Regions from separate parts of the Homo sapiens genome. Here region 2 is linked to region 1. A link is a contact called in ENCODE Hi-C or POLR2A ChIA-PET data. All regions are on one chromosome and are shown on one strand. The core of a region is the stretch at or near the end of the contact, and the rest is flanking DNA. Distances in the headings are between cores, read along the strand shown.

The links. A loop is a pair of places that touch in the nucleus more often than their neighbours do. ChIA-PET counts read pairs that join two places held with the same protein, here RNA polymerase II (POLR2A). Pooled maps may share reads with other maps.
Region 2: a map of mammary epithelial cell shows a loop between it and region 1 (7-fold over the local background). The contact joins two enhancer-like sites. A Hi-C loop is called at or near these places in 11 of 168 maps with a recorded cell type or tissue (A673, Caco-2, Calu3 and 7 more) and 3 of 50 pooled maps. POLR2A ChIA-PET finds 5 or more read pairs at or near these places in 1 of 52 experiments (MCF 10A).

Annotation. Positions count from the first base shown.
Region 1 is chr7:46,781,107-46,788,294 of GRCh38, forward strand. It overlaps the pseudogene EPS15P1. Among named protein-coding and RNA genes, the nearest start is that of SNORD151, 680 kb to the right of the region's middle. Within about 2 kb of position 5,130, at least 2 of the 41 ENCODE cell types and tissues checked have a DNase peak (open chromatin) inside an H3K27ac peak, as active enhancers do.
Region 2 is chr7:46,929,167-46,936,468 of GRCh38, forward strand. All of the region lies in intron 1 of LOC124901626 (a long non-coding RNA gene), which reads right to left. Among named protein-coding and RNA genes, the nearest start is that of SNORD151, 530 kb to the right of the region's middle. Within about 2 kb of position 1,330, at least 2 of the 41 ENCODE cell types and tissues checked have a DNase peak (open chromatin) inside an H3K27ac peak, as active enhancers do.

The DNA of each region.
Region 1 (7,188 bases), core at 3,880-6,379:
GTCAGGAGTTCAAAATCAGCCTGGCCAACATGGTGAAGCCCCGTCTCTACCAAAAATACAAAAATTAGCTGGGAATAGTGACATGTGCCTGTAATCCTAGCTACTTGGGAGGCTGAGGCAGGAGAATCACTTGAACACAGGAGGCAGAGGTTGCAGTGAGCCAAGACTGTGCCATTGCACTCCAGCCTGGGCAATAGAGTATTTGCAAGTTTCATGGTAACCTCAAACCAGAAAACATACAACACGCACACACACACACAAACTCAAGGCATATCACTTCTCTTTTTAAATCTCTTAGACTCTCCTGCACACAGGAAGGAATCTAAGGTTTCCCTATGGGCACCAGACTCCATGTAATCTAGTCTTTGGCCACCTCTGATCTCATCTGCTAAAATCATTTCAATCTCTCCTTACTCAGTCCATCCCAAGCCATCCCTGGAAGGTTTCATCCCAACTGGTTCTCACATCCAGTCTTTGCACTTCAGCTGTCTGTCCCTTGAATGCTTCCACAAAACATAGCAGGGGAACTATTATTTAGGCCTCTGTTCAAGTATCACCTCCTTCAAGTGGTCTTTCCTGAGTGTCCACTCTAAGGAGCCTCCCTTCTGTCACCATTTAGCTGTATTTCCCTTTACTTACAGCAAAATTGTAACTAGATAATGCATTACATGTTTTTCTGTTGCATGTATATTCTGTTTCTTTCTCATAAATGTAAACCCTCCTATGGCCCAAATCTTCATTTGCCTTTTTAACTCCTTTATCTCCAGCATGTGGAGCACACTTGGTACACATTAGGAGCTGAAATGCTCCATAGCTGCTGAATCAGTAGCACCAACATGTGTACCCACCACCTTCTCAAGTGTGGCTTTATAAGATGTTCATCATGGTTGAGTGAGGATAAGGGAAAGAATAGTCTGTTTCTTTTATGATATGGTTTGGCTGTGTCCCCATGCAAATCTCATCTTGAATTCCTATGTGTTGTGGGAAGGACCCTGTGGGAGGTCATTGAATCACGGGGGCAGGCCTTTCCCATGCTGTTCTGGTGATAGTGAATAAGTCTCACAAGATCTGATAGTTTTAAAAGGAGGAGTTCCCCTGTACAAGCTCTCTCTCTTTGCCTGCTGCCATCCATGTAAGACGTTACTTGCTCCTCCTTGCCTTCCACCATGCTTGTGAGATCTTCCCAGCCAAGTGGAATTGTAAGTCCATTACACCTCTTTTTCTTCCCAGTCTTGAGTATGTCTTTATCAGCAGCCTGAAAATGGACTAACACATTTTATGATTGGTGCAAATTGGCTACTGATAAAAATCCTGATGATAGGAAAATTTCAAATTTCCTTATAGTAAAAATACTACTTAATTTAATTTTTAGAGACAAGGAAAAACATTTTGCAGAGTTTGGCTCCACTATTGAAAAAGGGATGCTTTAGGTTGAACCATTGTAGCCTCAGATTCTATCTTTTCCTAAATAAACACATTAAAGCCTCATGTGTGAAATTATTTTTTAAAAATATTTATCTGGATTTAAAGAATAACAGATCAACAGATACCTCTCAATGTGTTTGCTAATTAATAAAAATCAGTTTCTTACAACTAATGTTTGTAAGAAAATGTTCATTTTAAGTGCTAAATAGTGAAGAAAATTTATCACCTAAAATACACCCATCAATATAAGGCAAGAAAAAATCTTAACATGCAGCCATTCGCTTTTGCCATGCCCTGTCCTGTTTACTTCTTAAGAGGTTTATTTTTGTACTTTTGCAGAATAAACTTTAGTAATCTAGAACTGGAAGGTACTATATATGTATGTGTGTGTATATATATATATAAAAGAAAAACATATATATATTTCAATTACTTGAAATGTAAAAACTTACCGAATACAAATGGAAAAAGTGATGTGTATTATATCATATTGCTTTTTGTCCATCTTTGTGATTTATTTACTCACTTCATGTTTTTCATTTACAAAATTGTCAAGTTAGCCAAAATAATTCTTGTTTTCTTAATTGGGAGAGAAGAGACCTGACAGATTATCTATACTCTTCATATGTTAAAAGACCATTTCCTGTAAAACTGACCTAGTGCACAAACTGAATTTGAAATAGACTGTGAAGTAAACTATAACTTGTCCTTTTAATTTTGTTTAACATGGTTACTGACTTACATGATGTACTGAATATCAAGATAAAGAAAAATGTGTCTAAAAGCTAATTAGAATTCTCTGGGTCACCAAGTCAAGGTGCTATTGATCTGGGTTAATCTGAGTAACTTATTGTCTAGCCTATAAATAAGTTCCAAAATATCGAATTCAAAAAAAAAAAAAAAAAAAAAAAAGAAGATCTCCCAATCACCACTATTGGGTCCTGGAAGAAATCTTCTGTTATAAGGTTTTGAGAGGTCTTAAAAACAACTTATAAATAGTATGTGATTATAGATGTACAAATATAGACGTGCGTGATAAATCTAGGTCCATGAAAACAAGTGAGGGCCGGGCGTGATGGCTCATGCCTGTAATCCCAGCACTTTGGGAGGCTGAGGGGGGCGGATTACCTGAGGTCAGTTCAAGACCAGCCTGGCCAACGTGGTGAAACCTCATCTCTACTAAAAATCCACAAAATTAGTGGGTGTGGTGGCACATGCCTGTAGTCCCAGCTACTCAGGAAACTGAGAAAGGAGAATCACTTGAACCTGGAAGGTGGAGGTTGCAGTGAGCCAAGATCACGCCACTGTACTCCAGCCTGGGCGACAGAGTAAGACTCCATCTCTAGGGGGGAAAAAAAGGCAAGATTCTGGGTCAGATTACCAGATACCAATTTTTAATCATTAGTTGTTTTACTTGAGAGGATTTTTAGAAAAACAACTTAGCCTTACATTCCTGGTATGTCAAGGAAAAAAGCAAACAAAATACATAAAATAAAAATAAATTATGAATAAATGAATGTAGAAGGGAATGAGTTTTGAAAAAATTTGCGCTGTGGATTTGCAACATCCCCCCATTGCCTTTAACTTTTTATCCACATTTTGTCTGAGACGCACACTGAAAAACATCAATATTGAAAGATTCTAGCAGAGATTCTATAAGCTTCATATTGCTATATCCGCTCCTGTTAAGCCCACCATTTTGAACTAAGCATGACCATAATATTAGCATGTAATATTATAGAATATATGCGTGACATTTCCATTCTGAAGCAGTTTCACTTGTTCTGCCAAATTACTTATAAGAATCCTAATGATAAGCAGAAATGATAGCAAAAGGAATTTAAAGCAGTAGGATTATCTATCATAATGTTTTGTATAGACAGAGATTTTCAGTGCAATTGAGTAAATTAGTAGAAATGCAATTACCATGTCATATTTAACTCTGTGCTTTAGTTTTGTAAGAAACTACCAAACTCTCTACCAAAGTGGTTGCACCATTTCACATTTCATCTGCCAACGGATGAGAGTTTCTGTTGCTCCTTGTTAATTTAGTTTACACTGAAATTACCCAGCCTTTTAATTACTCACTATTTGTATAAGATTCGTTCTAAATAAACCTTAATTCTTTTCTGAAATATTAGAAAGGCTAATTTGTGTGACTTGCAGAGATATCCAGAAATACACATTTAAAGAATGCAAGTCCCTTTGCTCAGATGCCAAACTCAGCACCCTGACTTTCTATTGGCAGCTTGGTACTTCCATAGACAAACACACTCAGAAAGGTGCTTTCTACAAAGAAAGAGCATTGGTTCCCACAGCAAGAAGGTTGCTCCTTAACCATGAATTGGCATGTAGATGTGTGAATCAGATCCTGTAAACTTTGTTACTGTGAGTCACTCACCCAGAGCTGGTTAGTTGTAAATCAACTTCAACTTTGATTTCCTGAACTTCAACACCTGAAGTCCAGAGTCAAGACAGATGGTCATTTTCCAGCATGGGGAGTGAGCTGGACCAAATATTTCTGTTTTACCAATTGTCACAGATAAAGCCTGTGTTATGATTCTCATACGTGATATAAGAGCAGGTATTTAGAATAATTTGGAATATGTATAATCAACTGACCTTGGAAAGGAAATACAGTATGTTTAAAACATAAACTTTGAAGTTGGAACTAAATTTAAATTTTGGGTCCTTCATTTATTGGCTGTATAACCTTGGCAAAGCTCATAACTTCTACAGTCCTTGGTTTTCTCGTAAAAAGGATGTGTGTGTATATATATTCACACATATATACACACACGTATCTCATTAGGATGTTGCAGGAATAAAGTGAAAAATTACTTGGTAAATTATAAAGCACTGTGTATAAGGCACCGTGTGGATATTGGTCACTATTCAGTAGTAGTTAAACTGAGAATTACAAGATTGTGGAACAATTTCATTATACCTGGAATTCCATAGATATCCTAGGAGCCTCAAAACAGGCTGGCCTGATTTTGAAGAATTGTAAAAGAGAAGTCAGTTTCTCTTTAAGGCAATTTCACCCAATGCACATGCACATAACTGGAAAAAATAAAATGACAAATAAGTATACAGGATTCCACCATAAGCATATGTCTCATTGGTATGAAGTTATGTTGACTAATCTTAAATTATTTTTATTGGCTATTTGGTTTTAATTATGTTATGTTATATTCACTGGATAATATATATGTTAATATATTATATATCTTAATTAGGTTATGTTATATTCACTGGATAATAGGTTCTATTAAGTCAAGGTCCCAACCTAATAAATTCTCTTTCTGTCACATTTTAAGTTATTTCATTAGTGTACTCAAAGAGAAATTATCAAGTACATTTACTATTTTTGATAATAAATACAATAATAATAAACAAATATTAGCTTACCCTCGTTTGATTATTTTCACAAGGTAGGCACTGTGCGGGGGCACTTCCTAAATATTTCTCCATTTTAGTTTCATATCCAACTGCAATGCAGTTTTTACTTCAAGATTGCAGATGAGGAAAAGGAGTATCTGAAAGCGTAGAGGAGTCTCTATGGCAATATACAAATGCCAGTTTAGTATGTTTTTACCTCTCTTCAGAGAAAAAAATGGTCGTTTAGTTAGTCATGTTTACCTTTGAAAACTATGTTCTCAATAACCCAGCATCAGAAGCTTTACAAGGAGGTAGTACCAGGAAAGAGCATGCTTGACTTAGCTCTGTGGTTAACAGTAGACGTTGAACTATCCAAGGCTGTGAAATAAGCAGTTACGTGACACACAGTTCCTTGAATTGTAACTTAATACCCAGCTTTCTCATGTCCTTAGGCAAATATTAAAAATTCAATTGCTCACAGCTCTCAGTAATGCATTTCTCCACAGGCGGAAAGGAGATGAAAGAAGAGGGAAAGCTGGCCTTTGTAGTGAAAGCAGGTTCAAATTTGTTCAAATTAGCCAGCCAGCCAATCATCAAAGAGAGTTTTAGTCCATGGAGTTGCAGTACCACTAGCAGCCTTCTGAAGGGAATGAAAACCCGTAATAGCGTTTCCGGTCTGCCCTTATCTTATATACTTGCATTAAGGTATTATTTGTGAAAATGAGAGATGGAATAAAATTCATAAACAAATAGAAAACTCACCGCAAGTAGGATACCTTTTAAAGTTATCCAGTATTCTTCCTGAGTCTGCCAGTCTCCAGGGCCTCAGCCTGTGGACTTTTGCATGGCTGTGGTTGCTAGGGCAATATGCATGATTCCCACCAGAGTGCAAATCAGGCGAGAGCCTTCCAGCCTTGGTTTTTTCAAAGAATACATTTCATATCAATATAAGGACTAAAGATACAATTACTGCAGGGAAATCATTGCCTTAAAGAGATGTCAGAGACCAACTAAAAAATTTTGTTGCAGAGACAGAAGGAAATTATTGGAATCATCTACTTAGCAACAATTATTAAAAGGAAGATGAGGTATAACAGAGCTATCTAAGAAGAACAAAATATAAAATAGGCTAGTAAAGATAAGACAGGAATTTAAGAAAATTCAGATGGAGATATCAGACAGAGGGAAAACTCTCCATACTCTGGTAGAGCACACTGGTGCCGTAGTGGTCTTGGTGAAGTAGTTTCATCAGCCAGTATGCAGATCCTAAAAGAAAGCTGCAGGTGCTTAAGTCACCTCTGTCCCTGACAGGGTGATTCAGCAAAGGATAGTCATGCATGCTTTTCTTCAGTTTCCTCACTTGCAAAATAAGACAAAATATGACTTGTCTCATAGGTAAATGATGAGGAGTATAAATACTTTTTTAAAAAAAAATAGATGCTTCAAGTGCTTAGCCCCGTGTCTGGTCGATCATAAATTCACAACGACAAATCTTAGCTACCATTGTCAATACAGAAGAGACCTCTCCAACAATGCAAAAGTCAAAAGCATGAAATTGATGAGAATGATGTAGAAAATAAAAATGCAATCTAAAGATAATTGGAATCTCTGTGGGAGAAAAAAAAAACAGAGCCAAAGGAGCCCAAAAATGTATTTACATCATAGACAAAAGAGAAGAACATCTTTCCAGAGCAAAATAAAAATGACTCTTTCAGTACAAACTATACCATATTGCAACTATATTAGGAAAGTAATTCCTAGCTAAGCATTTTGTGCATTTTTAAGAACATTTTTGAAGAATAGAAGAGTTGGGTTATGGATTGCAAGAGTACATTACTTATACAAACCTATTATCAGACTGGGTGCAGTGACTCATGCCTGTAATCCCAGTGCTTTGGGAGGCTGAAGTGAGAGGATCACTTGAGGCCAGGAGCTCAATACCAGCCTAGGCAACATAGTGAAACCTTGTCTCTACCAAAAAAAAAAAAAAAAAACATTAAATTAGGTGGCATGGTGGTATGTGCCTGTAGTCCAGCTACTTGGGAGGCTGAAGCAGGAGGATTGCTTGAGCTCAGGAATTCAAGGTTGCAGTGAACTATGATTGCACCACTGCACTTCAGCCTGGATGATAGGGCAAGTCCCCTTCTCTAAAAAACAAACCAACAAACAAAAACCAGATCTGTTATCAGATATATGATTTAGAAATATTTTATTCCATTCTGTCTTTTTACTTTTTTGATGGTATCCTTTGAAACAAAAAGTTTTAAATTTTGCTGAAGTCCAGTTTTTCACGTTTAGTATTTTATCTAAGAAATCATTGCCTAAGTTTATGAGAACTTAATCCTTTCTCCTAAGAAATTTTATACTTTTAGCTCTTACATT
Region 2 (7,302 bases), core at 80-2,579, 140 kb after region 1:
ATCGTGCTGTATGCCATATACCCACAAAAGGAGCATTTACAGCTTTATTTTGTAATCCTGGATTATCAGATAACATTCTTTTTTGCATGTCAGTCTTTTCTTCTGCCTAAAATGTCCCTCTTTAGAAAGTAATCCTTTAGAAGTTGATTTAGAGAGGGTTTGCTGGTCATAAATATTGTTATTGTGTGTTTAAAATATTACTATTATTTTAAAATGTTAATCTCCCAAAGAAGAGAATTCCAGATGATCAGTTATAATCTCTTAGTTTCTTAAAAATATTTAAAGTATAAAGTATACTAGAAATTGGAATTTATAAAAATGCATCCACTTTGCTGTTACTACTAATTTTGCAATTGGTATACTTGTTTCTTTACAGGCAATGTTTATTTTATCTTCCATTGTTTTTGAGATCTTATCTTTGCCTGTGATATTCTGTGTGTCCAGCTGTGATTGTCTTTTTTTTTTCTTTTTATTCATTCTCCTTGGAATTCATTATACTCTCTAAATCTGAAAATTTTTGTTCTTCATTAATTCTAGACAACTCTCATTTAGCACTTTTACTATTGCCTCCTCTCATGCTCCTTATGTTTAAAGATCCAATTAGATGAATATTTGCCCCCTTACTATTTTCTATGTCTCTTAATCTCTCCTTTATACTTCCATATTTCCTCTTTTCTCTACATGTGTCCAACTCCTGGTAAATGTTTCAGGTCTATTTTCTAGTTACTGATTCTTTTTCATGTATCTCTTACCTGCCACTGAACACATCATTGGTGAGGTATTTAATTTTAATGACTTTTTTTTTTTATTTTAGCCGCTACATTTGGTTATATTCTAGTCTTCCTAGCATATTTTGGAGCATATTATTCTTTTTCATCTTGTATTTCTTTGAAAAATCTAAATAATTTTTTTTGTGCTCTATGATTCTGTTACCTGAAGATCCTGGTTTCTGCTGGCTTTCTCGTGGTGGCTTGTTTCTTTGTGTACTTGGTGATTTTCAAATGTGAGCTTATATTTCATGTTTTTCTGGATTTTATTTGCTGGAATCCTGGAAAGCATGGGTTGAAGGAGCAAACCTTCAGAAAGTCAGAGCCAAATACAGTTTGTTTCTGCCAGTTACCCTAAGGCATTCTTACCCATGTGTGACTACATAATGTTAATTTCTAGGATTGGTATTCTCTGTGCCATGAAAGTAATGTAAATCTGAATTCCTGGGGACATGGAAAGCCTATGATTTAGAAGTTTTGAAGAGAGAGTATTATTTTTTCAATGAAAGCACAGGTTAAGACAAACAAGTGCCAGTACAGTCCAGGGCTGAGTCAATCCCAGAGCCCGCAGATGAGTCAACTCCATCTAGCAGTAATCCAGATGCTCTGCCGCACACAAGGAAGAGAGAGAGAGACATGAAGAAATCAGGCATAGACTCTAACCTTTAAGAACTCACATAAAAGTGAGGCTGATGGAAATGTACACCGCTAGTAGTGATGCAAGGATTTAAGATTCACCCTCTGTGGCAGCATAAGCAAAAGTCTACCTGTGGCTGATTAAGGAAGCAGTGAAGCAAAAATCTAAGCATGTGGTATTTGCACTGAACCTTGAAAAATGGCGACCATATTCACAGGCCCCCAGAAATGAAAAGGCATTCTAGATACAGGAAAACATCAGCAAAGCATGGACGGCGAGGCCATGTGGTGGATTTTAGAGGTAGAGCCTGAAGTAAAATGAGAGTTGCACAGGAATGTCATGAGAGCCAAGATCAGAGCAGTCTTGTGCTTTACCTGCCATCTAAGGCATGTAGATTTCACTAAGTAAATAAAAGTGAGCCAACACAAATCTACAACCAGTGAACTTTCATGTCAAATCCTCCTACATATCCATAAACAGCAACCATTCTACCCTGTTCCTCAACCTGAGCCTTAGTTGGTTTTAGATGGTACCAAAACAAGTCGTTTGATAGAGCAATATTCAGTAAACTTTTTAAAACATAAATATGATGTGAACAATTCAAATTACGTTGACATTTTTCCTGAGTTTCCATGTTTGGGGCAATCTTTAAGTAACCTACAAGTGTTTGATATCATGATACATCCAGCTTATGTTTATATTAAATCAAAATGGACAGGAGAGGAAAAAATGTTAAGGATCCCAGTGTTTGATGTACCTAATGCAAATGATTTATGTCAATGTCATAACTTTGTAAGTAGACCCTCCTATGAGCACTTTTCTACATTTCTGTGGACAGCCAGTCAGAATAGACTAAGGGGTAGCTCTATCTACTAGGAACATTCGCCCACTAATATCTTCAATAGGACGTAAAAGATAGGTAAACAGAGGCCATAGAGCAAGGCTGTGTCAATAAAGCAAAGGATTGTAAAGTTAGATTTTTAGAGATGTTAAGTGGCTGAAAGAAAAGGCTGAAACTAGTGAGGCAGTGTTTCATGGGGTAAAAACATCTACCTTTGATTCTCTCACTTCAACTAGACCCAAGCAGAAGGGAACTTATTTAAACAGCAGTTCATGGAAGAAAAGCCATCATAGGCTACATCATCAACTCAAAAATGACATACCCGTGAAAGCTCTGCCTAAACATCTAAACTCAACATAGGCAGCTTTAATGTAAATGAATAGTGGAAACCTAAGGATACGATGTTTTGTTGCACTTGCCATTGGATTACTGTGCTTGACTTTGAGTCACTGCAAACTGCCATGTGTTTAGAGGTGATCCTGGATGTTGCAGGGGTCCAAGACCCAGGAGATCCTGGATAATTTAAGTGGCAAGTAGCAGACTTCATGGAGGACATTTAGTGTAAGAAAGGAGAAAACTTAGGTCCAACATGTAGAAGTTTCAAATAGAAAAGTTTTGATGTGTCACAGCAGGAAGTAAAAAAGTATCACTTCCACTCTAGGAGGATTTCCTATCAATTTGAGCTCTTCTAGTTTAATCACAGATTTTGTAAAATAATGAGGTCTGCAAAGGAATTTAAACAGGGACTACGCAACCACTTGATGGGATATTGGGAATATCTACATCGTGCTGGACAAAAATATAAATGGTTCCTTGTGTGGCTTTGGAACCCAGATTCTCCTGCATCATCATTCTACATTGGTGCCATGAGGGCCAGACACTCTCACAACACTGCCCTTCTTGCTGAAAATATCAGTAATCTCCTTCAAACAGATAACTTGACTTCACCAGACTTTTTTCAGCACTTGGCAGCTATATAAACTTTTTATTAGTCCATTTATTGTTTATTTTGCACTGTTTTGTTTTAAGCATAAAGGGGTGAAGTACTAAAATATGTTTAGGGCCCATATCCCATTAAATCACAGATACTCAGTATGGCTGAGCAAATGTTTACTTCCCAGGGTCAGCCTAAACAAAACGAAAACAGCAGTCCCAAATATTTCCTTTGCAGAATAATCACAAAGGCTGTCTCTCCTGAAATCTTAATCCTAATCTTAAATATTTGCTGTCCTAAAATGAGGAAAGTCCTGTCAGTAATTGTATTATCTGTTCTTCTTCATGCTCATCATAAATGCCAAAGGGTAATTCTTCCTAGAAAAATCAATCTTTAGTGATAACACGCAATGTGTTTTTAATTAATGAAGCTGCTTGATGCTGGCAGACTGGAAGTATCTTATCATCACATGCTGGGGAATTCACACAGGGTCCTGTCTGTGCATGCCGATCCCTGGAGCCAAAGAAAAATCTCCTGTCATTAAATCCTCTGCTGAACTAGCCTACATACTAAATAGGCAGAGGATCACGCCAGCCATCATGCTGGATAAGTGTATCAAGATATAACGCATGCCAGAAGCTGATGAAATACTTTGGCAAGAGCAGTGACCAGTTTTGTTATAATAAGTTGTGGTTTATCTCCAGTGTGGAGGGGAGAAAACTCATTTATGATTGCTCAATATTCTTGAGCAAAATACGACTGTCATCTGAATCCAGAGTAGAAGAGAGGATTTTTGTTTCTTTGTTTCTACGTTTATTTTGTTTTTAAGAGGAAAAGCAGCTTCTCAGTTGATGGGCAGTGGGAACAACACTGGATTTGTGAAGAGGGCTCACTGTGATTGAGTCACTTCACTTTTTTCCTTGCTCCTATACTTGGTACAAGTCCCCTACCCTCTCCAAGACTCATTTCCTCCTTTCTAAAATGAGGACAAGAGCACCCACTTCAGGATGAACACACAAGTTAAAGCGTTGAAGCACATTGTAGGCTATACAGATAAAGACATTGTTATTCTTTCTAGAAATAATAATTATTTGTTTCTTACAGACTCCACTAAAGTGAGAGTTGGAACTAAACATTCTCCAACATTCCTTTTAAAAAATTATCAAATTATTAGTTTTTAATTCCAAAATTTTAGGTTTTAGTTTGTAGGCCTGATTAACAAAAGCTACTTTTATTTATTTATTTATTTTTTTCCGTGTGTAGCCAAAATTGAATGTAGGCATGAAATGCAGGGAATTTTTGGATAATGGGACAGAGAGGTATTTATTGTTTCAGAAAGCACTTCCTGAAAACATTTATAACCAAAGAGCCAATAAAATGATCGGTTCAGAGATAAGTATACTGGAAGGAAATAATGACCATTGCAACACATGGCTAAACACCCTGGAATCATTCTTCCTTGTATTATTAAGCATAATTTTTACATTAACACAGAGTCAAAATAAAAGTTCCCTGCTGTGCTTACACAATACTCTGCAGCTGAGCAATAAGAACTTCGAGTGAAGTAAGGAGCAATTAGAGCAAAAGACAACTCAAACTAATTATTTTTAATCATATAAGTATAGCTTAGATCGACTCACCTGTAAAACAGGATAATTACCTAGGTATTGGATACTCTTTAAATGTTTGTAGGATTAAATTGACATTTCAGTTATAAGCTATTATTGAGTATTGGAACCAAACAAGCATGGAATACAATAGGGATAAATCAAATAATGTAACTACAGATAAATTATAATATAATAGAAGGATAATATTATTACAATATTATAACAATTATATCTACAGATCAAGGAATTTTGTAAAGATAATTGAGACAAACCAGATGGAAAAAACTTGTAAAGATGCTAAAAAACAAACAAAAACATATTGCCCTTGCTCACTTTCTTGGGCCCAGTATAGAAAAGACTAACTTCTGTATAATTTCCACCTTAGTTTCTAGGTGAAACAGTTGAACTACTGACCTCTGTGTAATTATTTCGTAATCTGCTTCCTCTTCATGAAACGTTTAGTCCAAATCTCTGTATGACCAAGCTTTTCCCATCTTCCAAAGCCCAGATGAAAGAGGTCATCCACAGAACTCCCCTGTTCCTCTACTCCACCATATTTCTCTCTCCTGCAAAGGAGTTCTCTCTAGCATTGACCTTGCAGTGGTCTATTCCATGAGGGCCAAATCTAAAGCATAGAGTCATGCACCACACAATGGTGTTTCCATCAACAACAGGCTGTGTATTCAACAGCTGTCTCATAAGATTATAATGAAGCTGAAAAATTCCTACTGCCTAGTGATATCATAGTGCAATGCATTACCCGGGTGTTTGTGGTGATGCTGGTGTAAACAAAACTACTATGCTGCCAGTTGTTTAAAAGTATAGTGCATACAATTATGTACAGAATATATTACTTGGTAAGATAATAAGTGACTATGTTACCACTTTATGCATTTAGCATACTATATTCTTGTTGATATTTTTATTGTATTTTTATACTCATAAAAAAAGTTAACTGTAAAACAACCTCAGGCAGGTCTTAGACATTGTCATCATAGGAGATGGCAGCTCCATGCACGTTATTACTCCTGAAGACCTCCCAGTGGGACAAGCTGTGGAGATGGAAGACTGATATTGATGATCCTGACCCTGTGTAACCCTAAGCTAATTTATGTGCTTCTGTCTTAGTTTTGGACAAAAATGTTTAAAAAGTAAGAAAAATAAAAATAGATACATGCCTATAGAATAAGGACATAAAGAAAGAATATGTTTTTGTAGCAGGTATATAATGTGTTTTTATTTTAAGCTACGTGTTATTGCAAAAGAGCCAAAAAGTTTAAATAATTTAAAAGTTTATAAAGTAAAATGTTGCAGTAGGCTAAAATTACTTTGTTACTGAAGAAAGAAAAAATACTCTTTTGTAAATTCAGTGTAGCCTAAATGCACAGTGTTCATAAAATCTATCATAGTGTTGAGTAATTGACTCACTGGGCTTTCATATTCACTCACCACTCACTCACTGACTTACCCAGGGCAACTTCCAGTTCTACAAACTCCATTCATGGTAAGTTCTCCATATATATGCACCCTTTTAAAAAATATTTTATCCTCTATTTTTACTTTACTTTTTTGATGTTTAGATATCTTTAGATACAAAAGTATGGAACCATTGTGTATACTCGTCTACGGTATCAAGTTCAGTGACATGCTGCACAGGTTTGCAGCCTAGGAGAAACAGGCTATACATATAGCCTAGCTGTGTAGTAAGCTCTACCATCTGGGTTTGGGTAAGTACAGTCTATGATGTTCACACAAGACAAAATTGCCTAATAGTGCAATTTTAATTTCTTAGAATGTATCCCCATTGTTAAGCAATGCACGACTGTATTCACACTTATATTTCCTGGTATCTTCCAACAGTGCTTACTTATGTCTGGTGTGGCCCACATAAAATTGATCAAATGACAAAAGAGTGATACTCTTAAAATAAGGTAAGTGGGTGTGTCTTGCAGGGTATGGAAGAGGAAATGTCAATAATACTGACCATTCAATGTAGGAAAATTTGATTTGGGACACCGTCAAGATATTACTCTCCCTTAATAAGAGTTGGCAGACCAAACAAGAACATATGGGAGAATGATCTCCAGTACTAACTGTTATTTTGCAGTGTACTAAATAAAAACTAACTTTCTTATACAGAATAAGAGACAAATTGTATTTAGAAATTGAATTTACAATTCACAAGAAGCTGAAAGAGTAATTTACACTCTGCAAAAGGATAGAGACTTAAGAAAAGCATAGACACCCAGTTCTATGTCAGAACCCGACAGGCACAGGCTCAAAGGAGCCCCATCTGCTCTAGAACACGAACCACTTCTTACTTAAGGCTTCTCACCAACATTCTTTTGAGAAGGGAAGGAGAATGTAACAGGAAAACTGTGCTATGTTATGTATGTAATTTTCTGTGAATTAAAATGAAAAAGCTCTAGTCAAATGCAAGTAATTATTTCATTTTGTGGGTTTGATAAATCTTTATTAAAAGTTGTATTGAACCTATACCAAGTTTAAAAAAA